Linked DNA regions of Homo sapiens: region 1 is linked to region 2. A link is a contact called in ENCODE Hi-C or POLR2A ChIA-PET data. All regions are on one chromosome and are shown on one strand. Each heading gives the region's core, a stretch centred on a gene start or an enhancer-like site at or near the end of the contact. The rest is flanking DNA. Distances are from core to core; before and after follow the strand shown.

Region 1 (2,700 bases), core at 156-2,655, 700 kb after region 2:
GGAGTGGGGGCCATGGAGACTGTGAGTGATGTGGCTTATTGGAGCAGACAAGATTCCCAAAGTAGCACTTTTATCATCATCCTCATCTCTGAGCTTCCTTAGGGCACATGTTTCTCAAACACGGATGTCTCCCTCAAAGCCCCAGATTTAGAAAGCCCTAAAGGTACTCTGACTGGCACTTTGGCATTGGCAGGAAAAGCCAAAGTCTTAAAGAAATAAATGACATTAAGGCAAACTCTACTTGCACAAATCTTACTGAGATTAAATTCATGAGGAGGTTGGTTAGGAGAAAAGTCCAATCCAAACAATTTTATTCTTACTCTTTCTTGTTTTCTTTTCCTTCCCATGGGGCCAGCTGTTGGAAAGGTACTGAAGTAGAAAAAATGATATTCATTGCCTTTACCCTCCTTCCCATGCTTTTTCACCTTCCAGGTGCCCCTACCCCTTCAGGTGCCCTCCTTCTCCTGCCAGAAGAACAAAACCTCTCTGAGGAATCCATTCCAAGGGAGTTTTCACAGAATGGAAGTTTTCTGAGGAGGACCCAACTTCATCTAAAAGAAGAAATAGTACAAGTTCTGATGCGGTTCCTGTGCCAGTGTGAATATATGAAACAAGAAGCCTATCCCAGCACATCTTCAACTATATTCCCTGGCACCTAATGACTGCCTACCACATGAACCATCCCTGCCTCTAGAAAGGTCCTTATTTCCCTTCCTTTCTTTCTACTCATATCTCATGTTCTCATTTCTTCCTAATTTGGTCTCCCTAGAAATAGACTTTTTTTGCTTTTGCACTCCATTTTCCTTTGGTACATTTCTCCAAGAGCAAGTTGTTTCTAGAACAACCTTTGGTCTGAGACCCAGGACTTTTTGAGAGCTAAAGGAGGGAAGAGAGTGATGAAGAAAGGGAAAATCGGGCTTTTCAGCAAATCATTCTTTACTATCGGGCTACTAGGCTGCAGAGTAGAAGGACATTCAGGCAAAGAGTTCACTCAGAAGTATTTTCTGAAAGTTGAATATACTCTCCTTAGTCACTTCATAATATCTTGTAAAAAGACGGTGGTGAAGCAAATGCTGTATCAGCTTTAGCCACTCTGGGTTTCACCATTTTCCAACAAGCTGCCATTCAGTTGTCCATTATCCATTTTTAGCAAAAGGGCAGTGAACTTATTTAATTGCAGAATAAAAAGTGCCTAATTTTATACAACCCTTTAATCTGACTCTTCAAGTAGGATACAGACCAGCCTCCAACATTTAATGTTTCCTGAATCAAATCTACTCTGGGGCTCACCCACCCTGAAAACAACCACCCAAGTACTAAACACCCTTCAAATGACATCTTGTCTAGCTGTCAGAACAGAAAAACTCAAAGCAGGCCTGATGGTGACAGACTGTAGCATCCCTGCCAGCGTCTGGAAACCTGGATGCCGTCAAGTGGCAGAGCTGCGAGGCTCAAAACCAGCTCAGGGGCGAAAAACGCTGTTGGAAACCACCCATCTCTGCCGATGCCTATCAAGCTGGCAAAAGAATCAAGCTGAGAATAATTTTTTTCTTTTTGGCTAGCATATTGAAATCTGTAAACCTCTTTCTGCAGAACAGAAGCTGTTGAGGTTTTATTTTTTTCTGACTTGAGCCAGAGCACATGGGAAGAGCTTGAAACCTAACTTTGCCAAGTATCAGGGTGGGGTGAGGAGAATTTATCTTCACAGTGATGTTATTAGAAAGAAACAAAATGGCCTGTAGGGTGACCAACTGTCCCAGTTTGCCCAGAACTGAGGAATTCCTAGGATGCCAGACTTTCAGTGCAAAACTGGGATAATTCTGGGCAAATCAGGATGGGTATTTATCCTAAGAGTGGATTGAAGTGGCCTAAATTACAGTGCTAAGGAGTTTAGGCCTCATACAAAAGGGTTTCCAGGCAAGCAAAATTTTAAGGGACCATCTTCACCCAGGATGAAAACCCCTGAAGCAGATTACCCATTCATTTATATACAAATTCTAGTGGCAGGAAATGTTGAATTGTTAAAAGTAGAAATAGAAATTCCAGCTGCCAAGTTGGCTTTCAGGCCAACTTGAATTGACCCTTGGGAATGTACCTACTCCTTGCTCCCAACTATATAGCTGCTCTCTCTGAGAGCTCTGCCCTGCCCCCATCCCCAATCTAATCTCTTCACACTGCCTATTTTGCAAGAGCAGCTCTCAGAAAGACCTGACAAGGGCTTTTCCCATCGGATGGCCAGTAAGCATCTTACCAGAAGTTAATAGCTAATAACCTGTTTACAGAACCAACAAAGTTCAGACGTAGAAAGCACCCGAAAGATCATCTAGCCCGAGTTTGTCAAAGCCTGGCATCAGGCTGACTGTGTACAAATCACCAGAGGATGGTTATCAGTCAGTCTAAGCTAGGTTAGGCTGCGCTAACAAGCTCCACACCTCAGCGACATGTAACAAGCCCTCAGGCTTCTTTTTCATTGCAGGTAGGCAGGGTGCTCTGCTTATGGTGGTCACTTGGAGATCCCAAAGTGGTTGCTTGCAAAGCCAGAGGGAAAAACAACCTGGGACAGTCTCAGTCTGGCAATTCCATGCTCCAGTCAGGAAGAGACACTTGCCCCTTCTACTTCCCACTCAGTGGCCAGAACTGTTCCCATGGCCCCACCTCACCACAAGGGGGCCACAAAATGCAACTCTACTTGGTTCCCAG
Region 2 (2,700 bases), core at 180-2,679:
GGGAGGACTGACAGGACTAGAGTTGACAACCATTCATCCAACAAACATTTACTGCACGAGGAAGAGAGGTGATCAAGGCACTGCCCTTGTCCCCAGGAAGCTCGCCAGTGCATGGGACTGTGCAGGTGTCTTCACCTCTGCATTAGGCATTCGATGTCAGGCCATGGCTGAGCATCCATCCTCTCTATGCTAATTTTTTCCAAAAGTCAAGAGTTTGGAAGAACACTAATGTGTTTTTCTTCCAGCCTTTCCTATACAAATGACAACATCATTACCCTCAGCTTTTAAAGTGCAAGTCTGTACAGAGATCCCAGAGTCAAGGAGGGCGCCTGAGTCATTTGAAATAATTACCTTTTTTTTTTCCTGCCTGAGTCTTGCATATCTGTGAATCAGCAATGTGGAAACTGGGCTTCAAAAAAATTAAGGGAGGCTTAAAGTGAGCAAAGCAGAGAAGAGCATTGGCAAGAGCTGAGCGCTGCCACAGCAGGAACATCATGCCGATCGTCATCTAAGGGAGCTCATGGTGCTGTCTGCCTCCTCTTAGCAACATCCACACAGGCTGGTACAGTCAGATCATTGTGACTTGGACAGGGATGAAAATACTCAGCTGACACCAATAGCTCCCAGCACAGCCAGGGTATTCTAGAGGTGTGTGGTGTCAGGACAGCCTGTGCGGCCTCATTTATTTACCTGAGTCATCTGAACAAAGCGGTGACTGGCTTTGCCTGGCTCTGGCAAGGACTCGCAACAAAGCCAAAGCCTCTTCCTCCACGGCCTTTGCTCCTGCAGCACAGCACTGGCATCTTTTTAGCATCATAGACACTGTCACGTGGCAATCAATGACAGATGAACTGTCCCTTCCCTGGGCCACAAGCTCTTCAAGGCGGGAGCCTCAGCCCAGTTTCTTCCATGTCTCCAGCGCCCAGCACAGGGCCTGGCTTCTAGCTGGTTTCTGATGAATAAACGAATGGCTATAGAGATGTACTCTTCAAAACACAAGGGGCTTCTATAGTGGCAACATGTTCAGTAGCACAGTGCTGTATTGGTTCTTTACAGCTTGCAGGACCCAAAGAAGGAATGATTTTTGTTTCCCGGGAAAGGTGTACCTCGTGGGGGCACTGCTCAAGGGAAGGTGCCCACAAGTTGGGGATCAAGGGAGGCACAGGTTGATCAAAGCCCCTGGAATTGAAATGGAGGTGTTCATCCTGCGGAGGCTCCGAACATCTGAGGCAGAGCCTCGATTCTCCAGGAAATTGACTTTGCCGGAGAACAAGGCTGGGGAAGGCAGGCTGTCCTAGGGGAGGAGTCGTATTTCAGCCCCACTGAGACCCCAAAGGCGCACTCCCATGCTTTACCCCAGCTGTCCACCAGGGGGCAGGCAGAGGCAAGAGAAGAGGAAAGCGGGCGGCTGGTCAGGCCCAGCACATCCAGCCTGGCATCCCACACGCTGGGCTGCCTGACTCAGACAAAGCCAGGCCGCTCCTCCTGCCTGTTGTGGCCTCTGTGATTTTATATGGTTTGGCCTGTGACATCAGACACCACGCGACCATGGTAACCAAAGTATACAGCCTGGAGTGAATGTTAATAAACAGGAAAGAAATGATACCTGGTGTCTTGCTTTACTCACCATTTGCGGTCTTGTTATCCACGCCTAATGTCTCCTTTATTACCACGAGCAATCGAGATGTACCTGAATTCAGCAAGTTTTAAAAATGAAAAGCTAAACTGGGGAAATGTGAGTTGGTTTCCTTGTTTAACTAACTTTGAAAATAGTGCCATGAGTGACCACTGCCTCTTGATATCCTGCTCAGCATTCCTCTTACGTACAAACATGTAATTTAAAGGGAAAATTATTTCCTTGACAATCCCCACATGCCTTCAAAAGTCATTTTCCCCAAAGAAACGTCAGGTGATGGGATCCCTTAATTGGTTAAAGTTTTTCCTAATATCCTCAAGGATTGAAGAAAAACAGCACACCTGTCTTCCTATACAAATTATCATCCTATACAAATTAATGGGCCCAGAGGCCCAGATCTAAAACAAACTAGGACTGAGTATAAAGGAATAAATGTTTTACCAGGCCAGATCACAGAAGTGAAAATCTTTGTGTAGAGATGAGAGCTGCTTCATACAACATCAGAGAGTTTGAAGGTTATAGTTCTCCTGCCTACCAAGAATATCTGATTAGAAGCTTTTTAAACTTTGCCTTAGTGAAGTTAAAGACTCTTTAATAAATTGCATCTTTAATTAGAATAAGAACAAACCAATCATATTACATGAACCAATAGAGAATGATAAAACAGTCCTAAAAGAAATGGTTTTCTAATGGAATCAGAATTCATATGCAAACCTTTTCATGCTGCAGACTTTTTTGAAAAGTCCCGATTTCATTCCAATAGTATTCACAGCTGAGAAATATCTTTTAAAGATATAGCATGATATCAAGTTACTTTAATAGTTTGCAAAATGCTCTCAAGAATTACCTAAAAATATGCAGTTTCTATGATACCATAGATGAGTTCATCTAAAATTGTTTGATCTTCAATTAAAAACATAAACACACTTGGATATATTTGGACACAGATGTTGCCAGAGTTTCCAGATTTCATTGTTCAAAGGTATTTCATAAATATGAAAAAATGTGTTCAGAAGGCGTCCATCTGATTGGGTATTCAGGCTTACAAAGAAAGTAATTACAGG

Evidence for each region. A loop is a pair of places that touch in the nucleus more often than their neighbours do. ChIA-PET counts read pairs that join two places held with the same protein, here RNA polymerase II (POLR2A). Pooled maps may share reads with other maps.
Region 1: a loop to region 2 is called in a map of HepG2, with 9 times the contacts of the local background. The contact joins the enhancer-like site here to the promoter of LINC02029 in region 2. A Hi-C loop is called at or near these places in 1 of 168 maps with a recorded cell type or tissue (HepG2) and 4 of 50 pooled maps. POLR2A ChIA-PET finds 5 or more read pairs at or near these places in 1 of 52 experiments (BJ).

Annotation. Positions count from the first base shown.
Region 1 is chr3:156,382,612-156,385,311 of GRCh38, reverse strand. The region is part of intron 1 of KCNAB1 (potassium voltage-gated channel subfamily A regulatory beta subunit 1); the gene reads right to left. Among named protein-coding and RNA genes, the nearest start is that of KCNAB1-AS1, 63 kb to the left of the region's middle. Within about 2 kb of position 1,405, at least 2 of the 41 ENCODE cell types and tissues checked have a DNase peak (open chromatin) inside an H3K27ac peak, as active enhancers do.
Region 2 is chr3:157,080,570-157,083,269 of GRCh38, reverse strand. It overlaps LINC02029 (long intergenic non-protein coding RNA 2029), which reads right to left and starts at 1,429. Exons shown (of 3, transcript NR_135546.1): 1 at 352-1,429. It overlaps LINC00880 (long intergenic non-protein coding RNA 880), which reads left to right. Exons shown (of 4, transcript NR_034007.1): 4 at 1-1,603.